Regions from separate parts of the Mus musculus genome. Here region 1 is linked to region 2. A link is a contact called in ENCODE Hi-C or POLR2A ChIA-PET data. All regions are on one chromosome and are shown on one strand. Each heading gives the region's core, a stretch centred on a gene start or an enhancer-like site at or near the end of the contact. The rest is flanking DNA. Distances are from core to core; before and after follow the strand shown.

Region 1 (6,971 bases), core at 3,105-5,604, 44 kb after region 2:
ACATTTGTGTCATTATTAGTGAATAATATTGAGGCAGACCAAACCAAATGAATGCTCAGTGCTCATCTCCCATTGTCTGTGGGGTCCTATTTATACTCCTTTATCACAGGTCCTTTCATGTGTCCACTATAGCAAAACATCCTTTCTCCTGTGTGGCCCAACAAACCATCATTTGATTCCAAAGAAACTAGAAATTTCCACTTTAATCCATGTGACAAGCTATGGGTACCAATGGCTGTGAAGAGGGAGAATCAGTATTCTCCAGAGATGGGCTTCACCATAAGTGACCAGGCCTAAGGACATATGAAGATAGACACAGGCAACAATAAACAGATCCAGCATGTTGTTCACGTACACATCCCCATATTTCATATGCATACATATGTAATAATAATAATTATAGGAGGAGAGGTCATGTGTTTGATAGGGAGTAGGGCAGGGGATACAAAGTGGCTGTCCCGAAACTCATTATGTAGACCAATCATCTGAACTCAAAGTCATAAAGATATGGCTTTGTCTGTCTTCCAAGTGCTAGGATTAAAGGCGTGTGCTACCATGCCCTGAAAAAAGTCTAATTTTAAAAATATATATTATTTATTTATTTATTTATTTATTTATGAGTGGGTGTTCATGCACATGTGCCATAGCACATAGTGTGCATGCCAGGTGCCTCAGAGGTTAGAAGAAGGCATCAGATCTGGAACCAGAGTTACAGGTGGTTAAGAACTACCCTATGTGTGCTGGGAACTGAACCTGGGTCCTCTGTAAGGGCCACAAGTATTCTGAGTGGCTGAGTCATCTCTACAGCTCCCCTTACACCATTCTGTACATGGACTATGCATCTGAAATTTCATCCACTCTGCTTCCCCGAGTGCCAGTCTCCTAGCTTCCAGAGGCTCTGAGTACCAGGACTTGGCACACACAGGATGCTGTCGAGTGGTTCCTGAGTGCTGGGCTGGGCAGTCTCATGTCATGGCATTTATTTGATAGCTTGCTGCAGCCACCCTACTGCGTTTTCACTTTCTGGTGCTCAGTCCTATCCGTGTGCTAGGGGGTATTTTACAGCTGCTCTGGGGGAAAGCCCATTTTGCCCAGTCCATGGTATTTGACAATTTCCATCGTGTAATTATTCCAACCTTTGCCAGTTTTGCGTTACCAAGGTGAAGTTTGCTGGCTTGCAGACTTCCAGGAGTGCTGGACTCACTTGGAGAGCTTAGAGGAAGTTTCCCTCCCTGCCTCCCTCCCTCCTCCCCCCTCCCATTACTCTCCCCTCTCCTTTCCTGTCTCTTCCACCTTCCCTTCCTTGCCAAGGTCTCAGGATGTAGCACAGGCTGCATCTTGAACTTCCTATATAGCTCATGATAGAGAGCTTTAAATATGCAATTCTCCTGCCTCAGCTGCCTAAGTTCTGGAATTGCAGGTGTTCACCATCACACATAGCTAAGAATGTACATTTTCTAGCAAATCCACAGCTGGTGCTGATACTGGAAGATTAGATACAGTTTTGAGAGCATTGCCTTGAGGCAAAGGCTCTTAACATTAGCTTTACATTAGCTGCAGTCCCCTGGGAGTGTTAATAGTTAGTTTGTTTGTTTTCTTGTTTTTTCGAGACAGGGTTTCTCTGTGTAGCCCTGGCTGTCCTGGAACTCACTTTGTAGACCAGTCTGGCCTTGAACTCAGAAATCCGACTGCCTCTGCCTCCCAAGTGCTGGGATTTTAAAGGCGTGTGCCACCACCGCCCGGCTTGGGAGTGTTAATAGTATGATGCCTGGCTTCCACTTTTCAAGGCTAAATTTCTCTGTGTGGTTTCAGGGTACAGTCAAAGAGGAACCTGTGCTAAAGAGCACCGCTGTTTACCCCACCACTCAGCTATTGGGTTTTGTGACGTAAGCATCATTCTAAAGGTACAGGGGTTGAAGATGAGGTCCATAGCTGATGGATCCAGTCACTAAGATCCAGACCCGAGGACTCTGCCTTCATCAGTCAACTAATCTGCCAATGGATTTGGAATATGGTGGTGTTCTGGAGAGGCGGTGAAAACTTCCAGACATGGGACCTAATTGAAGAAATAGGTGACAGAGGATATATTTTCAGGGGGTATATGTTGCCCTGCATCTAGCTCAATCTGTATCTTGTCAGCTGAGGAAGGCTGGTTTGATACTAAGCAGTTCCCTCTGTGTGATAAGAACACACCTTGACCTCTGGCCCAGAGCAATGGAGTCAATTGGGAACTGGAACCCTGAAACCATGAGCCACAATAATATGTTTTGTACAGTTACGTGGAAATATGAGATGATCCTCTCAAGACAGAGGGAGACTTGTTTTGTGTGAAAGGGCGTCTTAGGCAGGGTTTCTATTGCTGTGAAAAGACACCATGACCATAGCAACTCTTATAAAGAAAGGCACTTAGTTGGGGCTGTAGTCCACAGGCTTAGTCCATTATTGTGCCCTTAAGCGGGCTAAATCAGACCTTGTTTTGCACAGTTGGACTAGCCCACCTAGGGTGGAGTCTATTGTCCTGCCTTGTCTGCAGCTTCCTGCAAGAAACCACTACCTGCTGAGCAGCTGTGCTTGTTTTCCTGTCAAGATCTGGGCAACTTGTGTGTGTGGGGGTGGTGGGGGGAGTGGGGGTGGTGGAGGTGGTGAGGGTGGTGGTGGATGGGGGGTGGTTCCCCCCTTTATATTCGGCTTTAAGAATTAAGCATCTGGCTTTGATCAGAAACTTTGTCTCGGTCTCATTTTTTTCTTGTCCATCCTTCCCAACCACCCCCAGCTTTCCTTTCAGGAACCCAGTTCTCTTGGCTGCTGGTGGCTACACATTATTGTTATGGTGATGAGCATGGTGGCAGGCAGGCAGGCAGGCAGGCAGGCAGGCAGGTAGGCAAGCAGACAAGCTGGAGAGGTAGCTGAGAGTTCTATATCTGAATTGGCAGGCAGCAGGAAGAGTCAGCCACTGGGCGTGACTTGAGCATTTGAAACCTCAAAGTCTGCCCCCTCCCCCCAGTGACACACTTCCTTCAACAAAGCCACACCCACACCATCAAGGCCACACCTCCTAGTAATGCCACTCACTCCCTCTGAGCCTATGGGGCTCGTTTTAATTCAAATCTGCACTAAGGGCTTGTGGTTGAGCAGAGGAGAGATGCATGTGTTAGGCTAGCTCACATCCCATTGCCTCCAAGAGTCCCTTGACTGAACCTCCAGGAGGTTGGGAAGTGTGATTCAGCCGGCTGCTACAGAAGAACAGGGATGAGACTTACTAAGCAAGCGACTGTCTGGTTGCCAGCCTCACTGCTGTCTGGGAACAAGCACACCTTGGGCAGATCTTCAGCTGGAAGAACCTACAAGTACTGGTGCTATGTTAGAGTGTAGGAGAGTTCAGATGTAGGGTGAGCGTGCTGGGGTAAAATGACCAATGGTGATTTGAGATGTTTTTACATCCATGCCCACGGAGCCTATGTCAAAAACATGTTTTATAGACAGCACTCAATACTTTCCATCTACTCAAGTCACTAGCCTTTCCAGACTTGAGTTTCTCACTGTGGAGGTCCACTTGCATCAGTTCCATGGGATTTGACACAATAAACCACCACGGGCCAAAATACCACGGCCTGCTGCAGGCAGGATTAGCTGCTCAGTGGGTGTTGGCTTCCCTCCTTTGTGGGTGCCAGTGCTCTGGAATGGAAGCAGATGGCCTGGGGATGCACACACACACACATACATGCACACACACACACACACACACACACACACACACACACACGGGGTGAAGAGCTGGCTTCGAGGCTTTCGCTGTCTGCTCTGGTGGGGGAGACACCCCAGAGAAGCCTCTTACTATAGTAAGTGGGGGTGTGTGTGTTCCCAGGGCAACAGGGTGGCACCCATGCCCTTCCTGTCTGTCACGCCAGGAAAAGTTTTAAACCTTGCCGTAGGTTTTTAATGGAGCCATTATTCATACTATAAAAGGATTCCTCGCATACTGAGCAGGCTCTTTAGACATTTCTGCTTTCCTACACACAGATTAACTGCACTGAGTCAGAGCCCCAGTGTAGAAAGAGAAGGGAAGGGAGAGCAGAGGGGACAGGCCAGAGGGAGGAGGAAGGGACCTCTGTCTTTCAGAAAAGCTGGTCTGAAATCCACAGTGTTTAAAAAAACAACAAAACAAAACAAAAACCCACCATCACAAGCCTCGGCAAGGACAGAACAAAAATTGACTTCTAGGGACCAGTTTGCAATGCTGAAGCCCAGAAGCTATCCTCTGCAACCTGTAGGAGGAACCAGATCTGCCACCTTCTCTGGGAAAGCCTGTCCCAGACTGACTGCCCTGGGGTCCAATGGGAGAGGCAGGCCGAGCTGCTCCGATCATAACTGCCTGCCTTCACGCTTCCCGGTTACACAAGTTGCAGCCTGGTTACTCAGGCCCTGGGGGCAAATTCATGTGAATAACTGTTCAACAGGCTGTGCTCAGTTTCCAAGAAACTTGCTGTGCTCCGGTCTTAATGCCAGCTCCAACCTCCCCTGTTCTTTGTCCCTCATAAAAGCACTGCCCTTCTCTGGTCCTTGGCTTCAGCCCTGGCTCTCTACCACATGGTCAAAACTTTCCAAGCATCTCATATGCTAGAGACAAAGCATTAGCATCCCACGTGCCATGCCCGAGTGTCCTGGGTATGGGTTGGGAGGTGGATGTGTCACCTTCTGTCACTTGTCAGTGGCAAGGCACTGGGCACGTCACCTCACAGCTCTGAACTTCACGTTGTTGTTTGTTTTGCTTAGACCATTGCCCGGCTTGTGATAAATGTGATTGGTAGGTATTGAGTTCCACTAAGTAGAAACAGCAAACTTTCCCTAGTTTTATATTCAGTGAAACGGGGCTGGGGGAACTTTTATCTAACTCTTAGGAAGGCCCAGGCACTTGCCAAGCCCTCTCTGCAGGTTATTTGATCTTTGCAGCAACCTTGTGAGGAGTGTGTAATGGCCTGTCAGGGAGAGAGGCTTGTAGAGCCCGTGAATTGCCTAGACGGAAAGCTGAGGAGCCAATACCTCGATGCCTACCCAGAGATGCCCCCACCTCCAGATGCACAGGGGAGGGAACCTTTCCCATAGGGTGTGTGTGTCCAACAGGAGGCCCTGCCCCTGTGAACATCACAGCATGCTGTGTGTACCCCTCAGGGGACTCAGAGTGGTTTGGGGGAAAGTGTGAGCCCTCTCCCGGATTTGCCCTTTGTTTTCCCTTCTGAGCTACATGGCACTCTGAGTAAGGTCTCTGCCCTTCTCTTTGAGTGGAGTTCTGGCCGCTGTATGACTCGTCCTTTGTGAGGCACTGAGCTGAGCAGGGTTCACAGTGGAAGGTGACTACATAACACATTGGGAACTGTGTATGAGGCACAAGTCAGCGATCTGACAGGCCATCCCATCCTCACTGGGGAGAGAGGGACTCTTATAAGATCCTGAGATACCCAGATCAACGACAATGCTTCGGAACCCAGGTCAGCCCGGGGTCCAGTGCCCTTACTGATGCCTCTGTACTTCTTAGAGGAGCTTGACTTCTTCATGACTTTGACATGGTCCCCCACTCTAACTCTGTATCTAGTTCTAGACACCTGCTTGTTCTTCAACTCTCTGATTTCAAACTTCAGTGTTGAGATAGAGGGACCCTAAGTCACAGGCTGGTGGCAACCTGGGCACAGATCAGATAGGCTAAGCTCTTCCCCCTGGGAAGCAGTGGTACCAATGAGCATACACTTAAAAATTATAGCTGCATAGGCATTGTGCAATTTTCTATAGTATATACTGTAATTATGTGTATATATATATGTAATTATGTAATATATATAATTACGATATATAGTATAATTATATAGTATATACACACATATACACACACTCACACATATAGATATAAAAATGAGTTAGAAGTCATTCAATTACTAAATAGCTGTGCTTGAATCTGGGCTATCAGAAAACACCAAGCCTCTGACCTCAGCCGCCTTGTCCGTGCTCACGGCTGCCTTGTCGGCGCCCACATCCTGGTGATTGTCACAGCATGGTTAGAGGTCTCTATAGTTCCAAGTTTTTGGCTTGGGCAACAGGAGATGGATGCATCACAGCCCAGATTTTGTTCATTTTGCAGGTACTTAAATAGGTTTGCCTCTTAGGTAAAGCGCCTAATTTCCGAATACGTGAAGATGTCCAAGATGCAAGTGGATTTAGGGAGGAACGATCAGATTAAAGGTGGAGATGACCCCAGCAGGAATACAGAGCCAGGGGAAAGAAGGACAGGAAGCTATTCTTGTGAGGACCAAGGAGCAAGGAGCCGTGAGAAATGAGGGGCTTGAGTGAGCCGAGATGGCTGCAGGACAGGAGGTGTTCTGGAAGTGGTATGGCAGGTGGCGTGTGTGCTGCTGAGGCCAGGAAGGACTAAGGAGTGACCATGGCTGGATAGTCTGCTCAATTGATTTCAGATACATGGTTTCAGGGGGCTGCTGTCAAGAGGGAGGGGGGCGGGGAATGGAGGAATAAGTGTTCCAATTGGGAAGTGAGCAAGGAAAGAAGTCATGGTTCTCTTGGGGCCCTCATTTATGGCCCAGAGAAAGTGTGAGATGGCCACAGGGAGGGGTGGGAACTCAGGATGTACAGGGCCAACAAGACTCACTTTCAAATGCTGCAAGGACCAGTAAAGCAAGCAGTGTACAGGCCAAAGCCTTGGGGAGCACTCAAGAGGGCGGTCAGGGCAGGCTCAGATGCGCATCTGTAGGGCACAGACAGTTGGCTGGTCACTGACCTCATCTTAGGCACTGTTACTATGAGGGGTCAGAGAGATTCCTCATAGGCTCATGCAGCTTTAGTGTAGGGAGGAGTTAGAGCCTAGTCACCAGGGTGGGAAGCCCCAGCCACTAGGAGACTTGGTTTTGGCAATAGCTTGCCCTGAACCTCTGGCTACTTAGCTTCTTTTTCTACATTCAGTATTTGAC
Region 2 (7,149 bases), core at 1,310-3,809:
CAAACAAACAAACAAACAAGCAAGCAAGCAAAACAACAACCACCACCACAAAAAACAATTCTGACAGTCTAAAAAAGTTATAGAATCATTTTGCATGATGAAGTCCACCAGAATGTCCATCCACTCCATGGGAATTCAACCAATTGAGTTCTTCTCTCTCTCTCTCTCTCTCTCTCTCTCTCCCTCCCTCCCTTCCTCTCAGTTCCTCACATGCCTAAAGCTTTGATATCTTAAGTGCTAAGAATCATAAAGCTTCTTTTAAAAAAAGATATACTTAGCCGGGCGTGGTGGCGCACGCCTTTAATCCCAGCACTTGGGAGGCAGAGGCAGGCGGATTTCTGAGTTTGAGGCCAGCCTGGTCTACAGAGTGAGTTCCAGGACAGCCAGGGCTTTATAGAGAAACCCTGTCTCAAAAACAAACAAACAAAAAAACAACAACAACAACAAAAAATATATATATACACTTTTACTATTGACTGATGGGGGGTGGGGTGGGGGGACACCTCTGGAGACCAGCAGAGGGGGCTGGATCTCATGGAGCTAGAATTACAGGTGGCTGTTAGCTTCCTGACCTGGGTGCTGGGAGCCAAACTCAAGTGCTCATCACCACTGAGCTATCTGTCTACTTCCCCATGAGATTCTTTAAGTTTTTTTTTTCTGTGTTTGTGTGTATGTGTGTGAGTGTGTATATGTGTGAGAGGTGAAAGGGGAGTCAGCTCCCCTGGAGCTGGAGTTCCAGGCAGTTGTGAGCTCACTTTTGTAGAAGCTGGGAATCAAACTCTGTTCCTTTGCAATAACAATATGCCAATATGCTCTCCTAACCACTGAGCCATCTCTCCAGCCTGCAAAACGCGTTCTTATAAGCAATCCCGGGGCTCATGAAAAGCAGTCAGGGCAGGACGTGACCACTGGAGACATGAGTATTTGAAACTGCCCCAGGCAGCATAGTCTCACTGGACTTTGTGCTGGGAGTGGTACGAGTTCCAAAGAAGCTGGCGTTCCTTCAAAATGACCCTTGTGCCAGGCTCTCTGACCTGCCCCAGCTGCTCAAGTCAAGGTAATATTCTCCTGTGGAAGAGGAGGAAAGCGGACTCCAGGAGTCCAGGTTACCAGGAAACAGAAGCCTGAAGTTTGATCTGCCGTCCACGTGATTTTTCTCCTCACGCAGCTTCTGGGTGCAACCTGTAATTCTCATCGTGTTGTTTTGTTTTGTTTTGTATCCCCACCCCCACTTCCGTCCCCATATAAAGAGTTCCAAGGTGAGCTAAAAACACCAGGTAGGTAAAAACCTCTACAGGTATCTTACCCCAAAGCTCTGTGAGAAAGCTCTGCATTTTCTCAATTCAGACCCCCACCATTATCTACAAAACCCACGGGGTTTCCAATGCTTCTAAAGTATGCTCATGGGACAGTCAGTGAAAGGAGGGGTTATATGGTGGATCTTTCAAGCTGATAAGGGCTACTGATCAAGAGCACTTATAATGGTCGAATGTGCCTCCCCTTACAACCCCCCTTCCTCCCTCCTCCTCATCTTCGGCAGGTTCCTCCCTACCATTGCACCCCACCACCTCAACATTGTCACAGGCACTACAAACACCCCCTCATTACTGTCACCATCGACGTCTTCATCCCTACCACCACCGTCACCATCACGTGTAGAGAGAATCTCTTAATGTTATGTGATAAGTGTTATGAGCATTGTACACACCCGACTTTACCCCAAAGAATGCTCTGTGCTAGACTGCTTTCCCTTAACGTGAAGAAGGTACTAGATCATGCAATATAATTCAGAAATAGCTTAGCACGGTGGTACACACCTAGTATCCCAGTACTTGGAAGGCTGAGACAGGAAGATTTCGAATTCTAGGGCAAGCTGAGATGTATAATAAGACCCTGTCAAAAGAAAGAGAGAGAGAGAGAGAGAGAGAGAGAGAGAGAGAGAGAGAAAGAAAGAAAGAAAGAAAGAAAGAAAGAAAGGAAGGAAGGAAGGAAGGAAGGGGGAGGGGAGGGGAGGGAAGGGGAGGGGAGGGAAGGGAAGCAAGAAGCAGAACTATAATTCTGTTCAGCCTTTGAAAATGAACAGCCTTGTGTCACACAATTAAGGGTCCCTGAAAAAAAAAAAAAACCAAAACAAATGCAGATATGAAGGAAGCTCAACTTTATTCCCACACCATGATAAGAAAAAGAAGGGCCTGGTAGAGATGCAGGCTTTGTGATTAGGGCATGCATGTCACTGGGTTTGGCCTGAGACCATGAATAATGGGACCACTCTAGACTGTGCCATTTACTCTAAAACTGGAGCAAGTCACATTACTGGAGACCTCAGGCTTGAGACTCCAATGATAGACAAGGGCCCTGAAGCTTGGTAGTAAGCCGGAAGAACTGTTTTTGGAAAGTATAAAACTACTTAAGCAACAACTGTCCTCAGTCCCTAATTACACCCTTGCTGAGGAGGTCTGGAAGGGCTCTAGGGGCCTCTGGGCTTGGAACCAGCTCCACTTAGGTAAGTGCCCTGTGCAAACAAGTCTCTAGGGGCCACAGACATGTAAACAGCTCTCCAGCTGACACTCAGACCCAAGCTAGGGAATAAAACAAGTGCCTGCAGATCCCAGAGTCAGAAGCCAGCCCGGCCTTGTGCCAGGGGAAGGGATCCCAGGAAGTTTGCTGATTCACAGGGGAACAAACCTCGAGAAAGGAGAGAGGCCAGTGGGGAGAATGGGTGTGGGAGCAGCCAGTGGGGACTTCCTGGGGTAAGGGCTGGGATGGCCTCCCTGAAGAAGAGTGTTGCTTACAGAGCAGAGAGTGAAATGGAAGAATAAAGAGGCAGACACCCCCCCCCCCCCCCGTGCAGTGTGCTCGGGGAGGGGGGGTGGGGGGGTAGGGGGAGCCAAGGCAGCAGCTCAGTCTCCCTAAGGAGAGGGCATTGGGCATTGTAAGAGGCAGGGGATGAACACACGCATGCCCCTTTGTGCTCCTCTACAATTACAGCTGGCTGAGGCTGGCGAGGATCACTGAGTATCCGTGATTTAAGACCTTTGCCCCGTACCATAAAAATGGCTAAGTGGCAAATGTTATGTTCTATGTATTTTTACCACAAACAAACCATGGGAGTGGTTAAAAGGTCTAGGTCAGATTGCCCCAATAATAGGGTATCCGTTTAAAGGATTGATTTATTTTTGTTTAGAAATATGTCTGTGTGCCAGTTCCTGCCTGTACACAACATGTATGTGCACTGCATTCATGCTTGGTTCCCGTGGAGGTCAGAAGACAGGTTGGATCCCCCGGAACTGGAGTTATAGACAGTTAGATATAAGCCACCATGTGGGTACTGCAAATTGAATCTGGGTCCTCTGCAAGAGCAGGCAGTGCTCTAAACTACTAAACCATCTCTCTAGCCTCTAGAGTATTTTTTTAATCCATTAAAAAAAATAAAATAAAATAAAAACAAATTGAAAGTAAAGTCTTACTAGAAGTCTCCCTAGCCCATGAATTTGAGGATGAATGAGGTGCTTTGGTTGTTTTTGATTCGGGATTGTTTGCTGTTTGCCCTTTGTTTCCTTGGCAGCGCTGGGGATTGACTCCAGGGAATTGTGCTGCAGAGGCAGGCACTCCACCGCTGAGCTGCTGCCCAAACCCGGAATTTCAGGATTAGGTTTTTAACACATGGGCTTTGGGGGCACATAGCCAGCCCGGAGCACTTTCTAAGTGCAGCCTCCTTGCTTCTTGCATGGGCTTGGCAGCCCTCATGGCTCACTTTTATCTTCTGTCCTCACAGTTTATGCCCTTATGGGGAAACAACAACCAACAGGGCTCTCCTGGGTCAGCTGAGAAAACCCGCTGTCAATGCTGCCATGACTGGGACGATGAGACCCGTCTAAAGAGTCCACGGGTTCCACCCACCTCCTTGTCTTGTTTTCTAAAGGGAGTATTTATTAGTTTTCTTTAAAAATTTTTTTTCCAGTGATCTGTTGTTTTATGCAAAACTGGATATCCTGGGGTTGACCATAAAGGGAGTTTCTAAACTACAAAACCCATTTTCTACTGACTTCATCATGACCGCAGCTATGTTCCTGCAAGAAAAGAAAAATCTCCAGTAATCACAGATGAGGCTCTGTACCACAAGAGGAGGCTAAGCAGAGGCAAATGGGATCACCTGCAGTTCTGGCAAGATTCTACCTGCCTAGAATCAAATGACAGGCAGGGAGAGAGCAAAAAATTGCAAAGGGCACAGGGTTAGGACCCAGCTCTGTGGCATGCAAGCCTTAGTATAATGCTGGGTAAACTAGTTGACCTCTGACCTTTAGTTTCCCTGCCCACAAGGAGATACTAATCATGCCTGTTTGGAAGGGATACTGTTGAGGCTTCTGTGTGACTTTGTTGTAAAGTGTTTGGCGCATAGTAGGTCCTTCTGATGGTGACGACTACTATGACCTACTGGCTCTCTTCTGTTTGCAGAGAAGAATTGAAGAGCCTGCTGTGTGGCCTTTGTTCCCTGTGGGCCCTCTCCATTACCTGTAACGGCTCTCGGGCCTGCAGAACACAGCCAGAGACTGACAATTCTGTGCTTTGTGACTTTGCCAGTAACCCTCCCAATCAGCTCTGCCCCACCCTGTGCCATTAAAAAAAAAACCCAAAAATCCCAAAGGCTTGAATTTCCATCTAACCCACCTTCATACCAGAGACACCGCAGGAGAGCATTCTGGTCTTGGAGACCTGGACTCACTTATCCCAGGCTTGCCACCAAGTCTCCACATATGATCTGGAACTCCTGATCTTTCTGGTCTCACCTTGCTGGGTACTGATTCTAGGTGTGTGCCCATATACAGTGCCGGGGATCAAACCTACAGTCTTGGGCACACTGGGCCAGCACTCCCCCCAACTGAACCCCATACCCAGCCCTGAGGATTCTCTTCTGCTAATCACTTCTCCACTCCTGGGTTATGGGGGTTCCTTATCCATCTTGAATTCAAAGTCACTGTTTAGCAACAAAGACCACAACATGCCCAGTTATACTTGAATTTCAGATAAAAAGACAACATTTTGATACGTATTCCCTATGTAATATTTGGAGTGTAATACATTCAACAGAAGCTCATCTGTGGTACTTGTCGGCATTCTTCCTGGAACCCACAGGCATTCTCTGTTCCATCGGAGATGTGGCTGGGCATACCAGGTGCAGCTTGCTTTTTCCTCTCACAAAGCTTTCTTCTCCGCATTTGGTACCCAAGCACTGTCCAGCTCAGAAGCAGCGAGTATTCACTGGGTGGGTTTCAAACAGCCGCGTGTGCGTTTTCTTTAAAAACTGAAAATCTGTGCATTTATTTCTGCTGAGGTCTGTAAAGATTTCATTCGCCGAGCCTGTTCAATCAGACCTCCCAGTTCCATCCTGTTGCAGCTGGCGAGTGTTTGAAGCGTTCTGCTTTTAAAGCACATATTTATTTAACTTAATTGGCTGCTAGCCTATCACTTGGAGATACTTTGTCACTCGATGAGAGTGACAAAGGAACATTCATACAGAACTAGCCCACTGGTCACCTCTGGCATTTAGAGGCTCCTTGGCCTATTGTCCTTCTTAATATTACCAATGTCGATTTTTTTAAATGACACCCCCTCCCCAGCACCAAAAGATGCTAATCTGATGAGTCGCCAATTTTAGTGGGGGAGAAAAACAGCAGAAACACTGGAGATGGAAAGAAGGGGTACTAGAGGGCAGGGGATTAAGGCAGTCTTCAGTCAAGTTGAACTTGAACACACTGACAGTGGAGCAGCTGTACAAGTTGCCCTGGGGAGGAAGGAGGCTGGGGAGAAAAGCTGGGCTGACTCCTTGCTTGTGCAGGGGGAGGTGGGGAGGAGGCCGTCCCAGGAAGGATTAGAACAGTTCTTTCCATCAGGAGACCTTTGCAGTGTCTGGAGCACCCATTCGCTTGCTTGCTCCCCAGGAAAAACAAAGATGGAACCACACCAGTGGCTTCCTGCCACCTGCCAAGATCCCTGCTGGGCCCAGTATTTTACATTAGAGCCTGCATCATGGTCAGTCAGGGCATCCTGGATCCTAACTCTGCTAATTATTAGCTGGAAAAGCTACTTTGTCGCTCTGTGGCTCAGCTTTCTCCTGTATAAAATACAGACATGTCTAGCGTCTGCCTCACGCATATGGGTAGATGTGGCAGGAGCTGCTAGGACGGAAAGATCTTGTGTTTGTCAAGTGCTTAGAGCAGAGCCTGCATGTAGTCCCTAGATTTCAGGTGTGCGTCTTCTGTATATATGTATAAAATAAATATGTATTTATCACCTATGGATGCATGCGTGCATGAGTCTGTGAATGCATGTGGTCAGCTGGTTTAGTCACAGCTGTGGAGGTGTGAGCTCTTTTGTAAAGCTACCTTTAATGAGAACTCGGGAAGGGCCTAGTGGATGTCTTATGAATTCTTAGCAGTTTTGTCTTGATTTCTGTCCTTTCTCAAACAGGCATCAGCCATGAACTTGTTGGTTTGGGACTCAGAAGCCAAGTTAGCTCCTCAGTAAGTAAGGGACCATGACACCCGCAGAGCGATTGGCCAAAGTTTACATACTGTGGACATCCAGCTGTTCCTGAGCCAGCGGGCAAGCAGGCAAAAGGAGAAGACAGATCCGTGGATCTGTTTCCCGGAGTCTCTGAAATGCAGCTGTGTCCAGTGTGGAGTAGATGGAGACACAGCATCAGGGTTGGAGGTGGATGCTGGGACTAGATTAGGGAGAAGTCTCTCTTTTGGGCGGGGTCTGGAAAGACAGAAGGCAGCACCCTCTTGGATGCTATGTGCTGTTGTTGCATGCAGAGGTTCCAGGCTGCCTCAGTACTTCAGGCCTCTGGAACTGACTGCCAGCCAGGCTTATTGTGTGTGATGGCTTAGCAGGCCCAACTCTCTGGGCTGGCTGCAGCAATGCCCTGTTCCCCTTGTTCCCTGTGTGGCCCAGAGTGTTGGTATTGCAGTACCCAGATGCCTCTCAAACGATACAAGTGGGACAGTGTCGCCTCTCAAGCAGTTCAGGTGGGAGGGGTTTCCTCTACTGTTTAAGGCTGTTTAGTTCTGGACCCTGGGACAAGGGACTAAGGAGCATATTTTACATATCAAAGCAGACCTGGCCTCTAGTTCTCCAGGCCTCCCTCAG

What was found. Hi-C counts contacts between places; a loop is a spot of excess contacts on that map. ChIA-PET counts read pairs that join two places held with the same protein, here RNA polymerase II (POLR2A).
Region 1: POLR2A ChIA-PET joins it to region 2 with 52 read pairs in Patski. The contact joins two enhancer-like sites. A Hi-C loop is called at or near these places in 3 of 37 maps with a recorded cell type or tissue (Patski and left cerebral cortex). POLR2A ChIA-PET finds 5 or more read pairs at or near these places in 1 of 5 experiments (Patski).

What each region holds. Positions count from the first base shown.
Region 1 is chr3:101,567,922-101,574,892 of GRCm38, forward strand. No RefSeq gene overlaps it. Among named protein-coding and RNA genes, the nearest start is that of Atp1a1, 33 kb to the right of the region's middle. Within about 2 kb of position 4,355, at least 1 of the 3 ENCODE cell types and tissues checked has a DNase peak (open chromatin) inside an H3K27ac peak, as active enhancers do.
Region 2 is chr3:101,525,777-101,532,925 of GRCm38, forward strand. The region is part of intron 1 of Gm33162 (a long non-coding RNA gene); the gene reads right to left. Among named protein-coding and RNA genes, the nearest start is that of Gm33162, 7.5 kb to the right of the region's middle. Within about 2 kb of position 2,560, at least 1 of the 3 ENCODE cell types and tissues checked has a DNase peak (open chromatin) inside an H3K27ac peak, as active enhancers do.